Linked DNA regions of Homo sapiens: region 1 is linked to region 2. A link is an interaction called in ENCODE POLR2A ChIA-PET data of the cell type or tissue named here. Cell type or tissue: HepG2. All regions are shown on one strand. Links, peaks and the distances in the headings refer to the core of each region. The heading gives the core; the rest is flanking DNA.

Region 1 (5,381 bases), core at 139-5,138, 100 kb after region 2:
TTCTTATGTTGTCTTCTACATATTCGTTAGTTTAGCTCTACATTGTGATCCATGATCTAGTTTGAGTTTTTTTTTTTGTCTATGATGTGCATGGACCCAAGTTCATATTGGTTCATACAAATCATCAAATTGCTCCAGCACCGGGCCAGGCGCAGTGGCTCACACCTGTAATCCCAGTACTTTGGGAGGCAGAGGTGGGTGAATCACCTGAGGTCAGGTGTTCAAGACCACCCTGGCCATTATGGTGAAACCCCATCTCTACTAAAAATACAAAAATAAGCTGGGCATGGTGGCCAGCCCCTGTAATCCCAGTTACTCAGGAGGCTGAGGCAGGAGAATCACTTGAACTCGGGAGACAGAGTTTGCAGTGAGCTGAGATGACGCCACTGCACTCCAGTCTGGGAAATAGAGCAAGACTCCGTCTTAAAACAAAACAAAACAAAAAAAGCTTCAGCACCATTTGTTGAGGAGGTGGTCCTTTTTCACTGCATTGCCTTCACATCCTTGTTAAAAATCAATTGTCAGGCCAGGTGCGGTGGCTCATGCCTGTAATCCCAGCACTTTGGGAGGCCAAGGCATGTGGATCACCTGAGGTCAGGAGTTCAAGACCAGCCTGACCAACATGGAGAAACCCTATCTCTACTAAAAATACAAAATTAGTTGGGTGTGGTGGCGCATGCCTGTAATCCCAGCTACTTGGGAGGCTGAGGCAGGAGAATTGCTTGAACCTGGGAGGTGGAGGTTGCGGTGAGCTGAATTCATGCCATTGCACTCCAGCCTGGGTAACAAGAGCAAAACTCCGTCTCAAAAAAAAAAAAAGAAAGAAAAGAAAAAAAATCAATTGTCCATATATGTGTGTGTTTGTTTCTAGACTCTGTTCAGTTCATTGATCTATTTGTTAATATTTATGCCAATACCATGTTGTTTTATTACTGGGGCTTTATAATGACTTTTGAAATTAGGTACCATTAGCCCTCCAACTTTGTTTTTGTTATTCTAGGTATTTGTGCCTTTCCTTATGAATTTTGGAATCAGCTTGTCAATGTCTACAAAAAATCCACAAACAACTGCAGGCATTTTTATTGGGATTGCCCTGAAACTATAGAGTAATATGGGGGAGAACTGACATCTTGGCAATACTGACTGTTTTGGCACACAAACAAATTAAATCTATCCATTTATTTAGGTCTTTAAAAATTCATCTCTGTAATGTGTTGTGGTGTCCAGTGTACTGCTCTTGCACATCGGTCAGATTTATCTTTAAATGTTTTGTATTTTTGATAGTATTAGAAATGGGAGTTTTAAATTTAAAATTTTTCATTGTTAGTAGATAGAAATTCAATTAATTTTTTTATTTTGACTTTGTATCCTACAACCTTGCTAAACTCACTTATCGTGGTATCTTTTTTTTTTTTTGTATTCCATCGGGTTTTCTACAATTTTACTTCTTCCTTTCTGATATGGATGCCTTTTATTTCTTGCTTTTGCCTTGTTGAACTGACTAGATCTTCCATTATAATGTTAAATAAGAGTGATGAGAGTGGATGACCTTGACTTGATCCTGATCTTAGATAGAAAGCATTCAGTCTTTCATCATTGAGTAAAATGTTCCAGGTTTTTCACAGATGTCCTTTAACAGGTTGAAAAAGCTCCATTTGGGTCAGTTTTGGAATCTCATCAAATGTAGCAAGAAAGGCTGACAAACAAAGTAGTGTTTTCCATCCCGACAGAGAAAGCAAGTGAGGGTGAAGTCTCAGATTCTGGAGACAATCCAAACTAACAAAATGTCCCTAAATTTGTCATGAAAATAAAAGTGGGGAGTCAAAGGATATTGTTCACTTTCATAGTTCAAGGCAAAGTTAAATGTGCTATGTTCACTTTAAAATGAATGTGTTTTCTGCCACAATGGCAAAGAATTAACAAATTAGCAATTTAGTTTGTAAGAGATCCACGGAATATATTAAGACATTGCAGATGTTATCTGTTTTACCAAGGACTCAAAGAACAACTTGAACTTCTATGATTTGCTGGATTCAAGGGCATACTGTGGGCTGCCTTTCTGCTAATTAGATTATTTTACCCACCAAACTATCATGGAAAAATGATCAAACAAGCAGTAGTTTACGCACATAGAACAATTTGCCTAGAATTGAAGGTAAGCTCAAGACAGATGGAGAGTGGGAAACAAAGATCAACTTCGCTTCCACAAATAGCTGAGTGCTGAGTGACCCCTAAAATGAGCTAATATTGGGCAAGGATATTGTCCTAGACCTCAGAGTTCCCCTTTATCCTTGGATTGTGTTGTATAATGCAGCAGTGGGTTTGCTTGGTAAAAGAGAAAGAGCAAAGTAAAAAAGGGGAAGACATCTGTTACTTCTATTGAGTTAAGCCTTCTAAAAATATTTCCCTTTTAGTGACCACTTGTTATTTTGACCCTTTGATCTTTTGCTTTGGAAATAGGACCTTTGAAACTCTTCTGCTTTCCTCCCTGTGTTTGTAAAATGATGATAATGCCCGCACCACAGAAGAAGAGACTCCGTTTTACATCCAAAGCTTTTGGAGATAAGGGGTTGAAGTGGCTGAAGGAGAAAACACTCCAATTATTCTTGCGAGGCATAAAGAATTACAGTTTTTCATCTAAAACTTTACTTAGAATCATTCCACTGATCCTAAAGAAACATACTTTAAGTTTCTTTATTTTGAGACAGAGTCTCACTCTGTTGCCCAGGCTGGAGTGCAGTGGCGTGATCTCAGCTCACTGCAGCCTCCACCCCCTGGGTTAAAGCGATTCTCCTGACTCAGTCTCCCAAGTAGCGGGGATTACAGATGCGTGCCACCATGCCTGGCTAATTTTTGTATTTTTAGTAGAGATGGGGTTCTACCATGTTGATCAGGCTGGTCTCCAAGTCCTGACCTCAAGTGATCTGCCCGCCTCAGCCTCCTAAAGTGCTGAGATTACAGGCGTGAGCCATCGTGCCCAGCCTAAGTTTCAGTGATCGAGCCCCACAATCCATAACATGTTTAGTGATTCAGTGAACTGTTGATTCATCAAAGGGAAAGAAGACATTCTCCCAGCAATCAGCCACTTTGCAATCAGTTTCACCTCAGTCACACTGGTGCCTGGACTAAGAGAAGAGCTCATGAGGTTTTTTTTTTTAATGTCCGCATAATTAAGGAGTCTTGGACATATACATGGCTTTGCAGGAAACTGTTCTATGAAGTGATTGGGCTGAAGTCTGTCACAGCATCAGGAGGCACAAGCTCCTTATCTTGGGGCTGCCTCTTCCTCCTTCTTCTCATCCCCCTCTTCCTCTTATTCTTTCTTTCTTTCTCTTTCTTTCTTTCTTTCTTTCTTTCTTTCCTTCCTTCTTTCTTTTCCTTCCTTCCTTCCTTCCCTCTTTCTTTCTTTCTTTCTCTCCTTCCTTCCTTCCTTCCTTCCTTCCTTCCTTCCTTCTTTCTTTCTTTCTTTCTTTCTTTCTTTCTTTCTTTCTTTCTTTCTTTCTTTCTTTCTTTCTTCTTTCCTTCCTTCCTTCCTTCTTCTGCTTTCCTTCTTTTCTCTCCTTCCTCCTTCTCCTTCTCCTAATTAGCTTTCTCTTCCCTCTTCCTATTATAAAAATAAATTATGCTCATTGTAGAAAGTGAAAATATAGTGTGACTGTGTACTTTTGCTCTGGAATGAAACTTGAGCTGAAAATCTGGTTCCATTGCTAACCAGCTGCATTACCTTACAGAAGTCACTCATCTAATATGCCTGTGCCTCAGGTACCCAAGTGTTAATGGGTATACTAATGCTAGTTACCTCCCAAAGTCGATGTTGTGCGGATTTTTTTTTTTCTCAGATGATGTCTTGCTCTGTCACCTCAGCTGGAGTGCAGTGGCATGATCTCGGCTCACTGCAACCTCCGCCTCCCAGGTTCAAGCAATTCTCCCAACTCGGCCTCCCCAGTAGCTGGGATTACAGGTTTCTGCCACCGCACCCGGCTAATTTTTGTATTTTTAGTAGAGATGGGATTTCACCATGTTAGCCAGGCTGGTCTCGAACTCCTGACCTCGTGATCCGCCCGCCTCGGCCTCCCAAAGTGCAGGGATTACAGGCGTGAGCCACTGCGCCCGGCCTGTTATGTGAATTTAATAAGACATTCATGTACACACATTGCACAGTGCCTGGCACATAGGGAAATCTCAAAGTATGGTTTTGTTAATAAAAATCAGAAAAATGTAGATAACCAACATTATAATTCAACTGCTGGGAAATAAACTTTACCTCCAGGTACATTTTTACATTCTAGTGTTTTCAAATGAAGGCTACCAAGTTAATTAATCAATACTTACTTAGCCTAACACTATGGTATATATTGAGAGGCATATAGTTATAACTTAAGCCAACGTTTCCTGACTTTCTCCTGTGCTAATAATTTTTCTGTATTCATTCATTCATTATTGACTTATTGGAAAAGTGGTTTGGGGTCGGGCGCGGTGGTTCACCTATAATCCCTGCACTTTGGGGGGCCAAGGCGGGTGGATTGCTTGAGGTCTGGAGTTCAAGACCAGCCTGACCGACATCGTGAAACCCCATCTTTACTAAAAACACAAAAATTAGCCGGGACTGGTGGTGGGCACCTGTAATCCCAGCTATTCAGGAGGCTGAGGCAGGAGAATGGCTTGAAGCAGGAGGCGGAGGTTGCAGTGAGCTGAGATCACGCCACTGCACTCCAGCCTGGGCGACAGAGTAAGACCTCATCTCAGACAAAAAAAAAAAAGAAAAAAGAAAAAGGAAAGAAAAGTGGTTTTGTGGTTATTTTGCATTTTCTTTGTGCCAGATAGTGTTCTGGGTATCAGAGGCATAACAGTGAACAACAATAATAATGAAAAAAAACTCAAAAATAAATAAAAAAAATGCACTCATGAAGCTTACGTTTGTATGAAAGAGAGAGAGAGGGAATAAACAGACTAGAGAAATTCATGTAATACGTCAGATCGTGATAAATATGAAGCACAGGGGAGTAGGGGGGTGGCATGGGGAGAGTTGCAATTTGAAGATGGCCAGGTGGCTTTTGAGCACAGACCCAAGGAAGTGGGGCAGTGAGCCCTGAGGCTGTTTGGGGAGGTCTATGTTTCAGGTGGAGGGAACAGCCTGCCCTGAGATCGAGGTGGGCCTGGCTTATTTGAGCAACAGCCAGGATGTCTGTGGCTGGAGAAAGGTGGGAGCAGGAGAGAAGAGCTGAGGTCTGAGTCTGACAGTGGCCAGATCTAAGGAGCTTGCACGCCATTGCAAGGCTTCTCTGTCCCATATATACAACCTGATTGGCTTCTGGCCTGCTTTGACCTATGAAATGAGAGAGGAAGTGGCAAGTGTCCCTCTCAGGAAGAAGCTTTAAGAG
Region 2 (5,381 bases), core at 273-5,272:
CTAGGACTCCCAAGTAGCTGGGACTACCACACTTAGCTAATTATTTATTTATTTATTTATTTAGTAGAGACACGGGTCTCACTATGTTGCCCAGTCTGGTCTCGGACTCCTGGGCACAAGCCATCCTCCTGTCTTGGCCTCCCAAAGTGGTGGGATTACAGGTTTGAGCTACTGTGCCTGGCCAGGATTTTCTTACTAACATTTTCTTTTCTCTAGCTCATTTTATTGTAAGTCTACAGTATATAATACATGTAACATACTAAATGTGTCTTAATTAAATGTTTATGTTATTGGTACGGCTTCCTGGTCAACATAAGGCTATTAGTAGTTAAGTTTTGGGAGAGTCAGAGGTTATGCCCAGATTTTCAACTGCTTGGGAGTCAGTGCCCTAACTCTTGTGTTATTCAAGGGTCAACTGTACAATCGTTTCCCTGCTTCCTGGCTGAGATGATTGAGACTGAGGGAGGTTATGAATTCTGCCCAAGACCACTTGGTTGGCAGGGGTGGCACTGGAGACCTGCCTGCCCCCAAAGGCATCATCCTAATTATTCCTTGAATACTTCTTCAACTCTAGTTTTCAAACCACTGACATCAGAATTACCTAGAATCAGAGCCCCACCCCAGACTTATTAAATTAGAATTCCTGGGAATAGGACCCAGAAATCCATGTCTTAGATGAGATCTCATCTGGTGATTCTCTTGTATGGAGAAATTTGCGAATTTCCTTGTTTGCTGCATTGCCTTTCTGACTCAGTGAAACATGGCCCTTGGGTCCCAGCCAAGAAAGACCACTGTTCCTCCGCGTGGGCAGTGGTGAGTCTTCCCCGGCCTGCCCCTGTCTTCATGCATCATAAAATGCCACTTCACTTCCGTAACCAGAGAAGCACAAATAAGCAAATTCATGAATCATGGTTTTGTTGATATTTTGGTTGCTGTGGCTAAATATTTATTGCTTTAAGAGGTTCTGCTTTAATTAGAGTCACAAGTAACCACAAGTGCGTAGAAATGCATTCTCATGGCCATAAGACACGCATTTCTCGACAGAAAGCCGAAGGCAACTAACAGTTTTAATGTGCCAGTGCCTGATCAAAGTATGGAGGCTTATCTAAATGAATAGTGTTTGAAATTGAAAAGTGATTAGAAGTTTCATTTATGGATTGTCTATTGTTCTTACTATGACTTATAAGGTCATATTTATGATGCTATGGCATAGAGGTATAAAGTCGTGGGCAACAGAAAGCCTGCAGTGACGATGACTATTAGCTACATTTAACTTTGAAACGTGCTGTGTTCTCTTCCCGATCTTGCCCCTTGCCCTCCTTCCCTGGGAATGAGTGCTCTCCCCACTAAATCCCCAGGAGGGTTTTAGAAGATATTGATGTCAGAGCTTCACTGCAGGTCGATTAAATCACAGTCTCTGGGAAAGAGACTTTGGCATGCGTATTTTTTAAAAGCTCTCCAGTGATTCTAATACATATTCAAAATGGAACCACCTCCCTAGGTTTAGTGAGTGAGGGTGCTGGCTGTGTAGTCAGACCGGCGTTCACATCTTGGCTCTATCATTTTCTTTCTTTCCTTTTTTTTTTTTTGACAGAGTCTCTGTCGTGCAGGCTGGAGTGAAGTGGCTCAATTTTGGCTCACTGCAACCTCCGCCTCCCGGGTTCAAGTGATTCTCCTGCCTCAGCCTCCTGAGTAGCTGGGATTACAGGCATGCGCCACCACGCCTGGCTAATTTTTGTATTTTTAGTAGAGATGGGGTTTCACCATGTTAGGCTGGTCTCGAACTCCTGACCTCATGATCTGCCCACCTCAGCCTCCCAAAGTGCTGGGATTACAGGCGTGAGCCACTGCACCCGGCCGGCTCTATCATTTTCTAGCTATGTGACTTGGGGGCAAATTACTTAGCCTCTCTGAGCTTTGGTTTCCCCATCTGAAAGATGGGGACAATAGTGGCTAACTTGAGAGGTTGTCATAAGGATTCAATGAGATAATGCCAGGAAGCATGTATCATGCTGAGGAGCACTTAACTTGGTACTTAGTAAGGGCTCAATAAATACGAGATGTTATTGTTGTTGTTATTACTATTATGTTTAACTTAGAATAACTATCCATTAGTGGGAGCAGGTATTACTGAAGAATATTGGGGGATCAGGAGTAGCTATCCTAGAATTTAGCCTTTGCTGGTGCAGATAAAACACAACACGCCTGTTTGATATAAGCATATGCATCTCATAATTAGAGTACACAATCCTAGGGGCCGATAGAATGCCAGTCAGATCTTTGTAAGTTTTGTCCACTCCTAGCAGTACCAGTGAGAAGCTGAGATTTATAGCAAGACAGTATCTGCGCTGTTGGTGACACATAAATATTTTACAATTGCCTGTTCACACTCTAGACCCTTTTAAGATAAATCCCTTTAGAATACAAGGTCTGTGGACCTGTGATCATTTGGGTGGCTGGCATATATAATTGTGTCTTCCTGTTAGAGCCAGAACCCAGGATGTAGCCTGCACTAACCAACTAGTCTGTACAACAAAAAGAGGGGATTGCTCCTTAAGTGGCCACACTGAGAGGCTTCTCTCAGCCAATCTTTTTCTTTCTCCTAATTCCTGAATCTTTTGCAAGGAGATTGTCTGCTTTGTTGACTACACCTGTTTTATAACTAGCTGGATTCCTCCAAACCCCTCCAGCTTTCAGTCCTTTGCTGAAATAAGACAAGCACATTGAAACGTTTTTCTCTGAAGAGCGTATTAGGAAAGTCAGTCACCTACAAGAGAGCAACACAAAAGGTTGTGGCAAACGAGAAGAATCCCTAATTCTTGAAGGGATCCCTAATTGGTGAAGACCAATTAGCAAATTTATTAATTAGACCAATCCCTAATTGGTGAAGACCAATTAGCAAATTTATTAACTAAAGGTCAGTTTACCCTTCTGGAAACATCCTGGAGGCAGAGACCAAATCCTGTGTTCAACCCTGGTGCCATTGCCCACCCCAGTGCCTTCTGGTTGACCGATAGAGCTAATGGCTTGTTTCCTGGAACCACAGCCGTGATCTTTCCTTAGCATCTGGCCTCAAAGGTTAAGCAAGACTATTTGAATAGTGTACACCATGGACATGCAGATAAACAGGCTCCCCGTTTTCACCCACCCATACCCCAAGCTTCCACAAAGATGCCCCCACGGGGGTGGAAGTATCTACAAAGCCCTGGCACATGCCTTTGAGCGGATGCTTCCTCCCTGCCCTTTGGCCCTAAGCTGACGCATAAGTCATACATTCCAAAGCCACGTGGAAATGCGTTTTATGCTTGCTGGAGTTCTGGATTCTTTGTTCCAAGTGCGTGAATAAATTGGAGGGAGCTATATGTATTTATGGGAGACGTGGCCCTCGATAGGAAGGATGTATTAGAGAAATGCTGGGCTAGATCAAAGAGCGTCTCATTCAGCCTGCAGAGACTCCAGTTAGATTTTTCAACCCCACACCCTTAAACATAAACAGTCCATAGGACATAAGTTATTTTGTGTTTTGTTTCTTACTTCAAAACTTGAGGGACTCCAAAGCTGATTATGAAAGAGTCCTAAGAATGCTGAGCATTTCCCGTGTGGTGTGCTGGGCCAGGGACATCAAAGGTTCCGTTTGCAACAGTGCTAGTACAGGGCGACAGAAGCCTTCATCTTCTTCCTCCCCACGCTTCTCCCCACATAATTGCTTTCATTATTCACACCAGCCAAACAAAGGGAAATTGCATGACCACAGTGTGTGTGAGCCACACACAGCACTTGCCTTGGAAAGGCTGTGCACACGCTAACTTTGTGGGATCCTTGGCCCTTGGCTCAACCAGGATGAGGGTGGGGTGTGTGTGGGGGTGGTGGGATGGCCGTGGTTAATGCAACCCAACATGTATTCAGGATGTTTCCATCAAGCATGACCTCATGTCTTCCAGCCCGCTAGCTATCATTATACTGGTGGTCACTTTTGACTTAATGGTTACAAAAATAATTCCTTTAATAACCAAGGTGGAAATTCATAGATTGCACGTAGTTGTTTCTTACCTCCCCCAGGAGGCAAGAGGTTGGAACTATTACTGACACTGTCTCCATAACATCAGAACAACTCATGAATTCAAGGAAAAACAAAGCAAAGCAAAACAAAATAAAGCCATAAAATCCATGCCAGATCGGTTCTTGGATGTTGAGCAGATCAAATAGCTGCAGAAGTTTCCTTCTTTCTCTCTTCTTTAATAGTTGTATTTCTTCATCCTAAACAGACAGTCACATTATGATCACCAGGAAGAGAAATTCACTTACTCAACAAAGATTTGCTAAGCCCCACTATGTCTTAGGTGCATGAGACTGATGAAGTCTCATGGTGTTGAGACACAAAACAAGCAAATCAATAAATGAAAAAATAATTTACAGTGGGGAAGGTCTCATGAAGAAAATAAAATGAGGTGATTCAGTAGAGTGAGGCAACTTTTTACATCTGAAGTCCAGTAAAATAAAAAGCATATTTTGAAAGATACTAGCTAGTTGAGGGAAATAGCTGGTTACCAAAAAAGTCATTCCTTTGTTGGGGTTATTGGAAACTCAGAGAGGGGTTCTCCCAGAGACTAGCTCTTAGCTGAAAAGAAGTCTCGAGTTATCACCATGGATGAACCAGCTGCCTCCCCTCCTCTCACAGGGGGAAGTCCAGCCAAGCAGACGACCTGGGAAGGAGGGCACCGGGTCCCAGCACTGGCTTACTGGCCTGGCAGAGTTCCAGTTAATGTCACCAGCACTGCCTTGTTAAGGTATGAGACCAAAACTACCTTGAGATGTTGGGGCCCAGAGCAAGAAAAGTCATGGAGGCATGGGTGGCTAGATGGAGGCATGGGTGGCTAGATGGAGGCATGGGTGGCTAGAGGCCTCAGGAAGGTCATTCACCACTTGCCTTTGCCGGGTGTTCCCAGACACTTCCAAGACTCTGACTGTAGAAGTGATGAAAGTAATAGTGAAGTGGGGCCACGTGTGGAGGCTCGCTTCTGTAATCCTAGCACTTTGGGAGGCTGAGGCAGGAGGATTGCTGAGGTCAGGAGTTTGAGACTATCCTGGTCAACATAGCAAGACCCTATCTCTAAAAAGAAGGGAAGGGAAGAGAAGGGAGGGGAGGGGAGGGAAGGGAAGGAGAGGGGAGGCGAGGGGAGGGGAGGGGAGAGGAGGGGAGGGGAGGGAGAAACAGTGAAGTGGGACTCGAGCCATCTTCTGGGAATAACACCTGAGTGAAGAAGGGATTGGTTGGTTTCACATACATCAGCATTGGGTCCTGGCTGTGTCTGCTGGAGAGAGTGCAGAAAAGGCGGCAGCAGCAGCATCTCCCTCTCAGCCTGTGCCAAGCTGACCGAGGC

Evidence for each region. ChIA-PET counts read pairs that join two places held together with the same protein. Peaks named below come from ENCODE experiments on the same cell type or tissue, not always from the same donor. Only the 100,000 strongest peaks of a DNase experiment are listed, where the experiment ranks them.
Region 1: POLR2A ChIA-PET joins it to region 2 with 5 read pairs; 1 of 35 experiments calls an interaction of 5 or more read pairs at or near these places.

What each region holds. Positions count from the first base shown.
Region 1 is chr17:68,483,056-68,488,436 of GRCh38, forward strand. It overlaps a transcript of PRKAR1A not described here. Among named protein-coding and RNA genes, the nearest start is that of PRKAR1A, 27 kb to the right of the region's middle. In HepG2, for the core only: no CTCF peak of the experiment used is centred there; DNase peaks (open chromatin) are centred at 1,626 and 2,416; H3K4me3 peaks cover 976 bases.
Region 2 is chr17:68,380,386-68,385,766 of GRCh38, forward strand. It overlaps ARSG (arylsulfatase G), which reads left to right. Exons shown (of 12, transcript NM_001267727.2): 9 at 4,679-4,787. Among named protein-coding and RNA genes, the nearest start is that of MIR635, 41 kb to the right of the region's middle. RefSeq lists a silencer at 849-1,049. In HepG2, for the core only: no CTCF peak of the experiment used is centred there; DNase peaks (open chromatin) are centred at 3,266 and 3,656.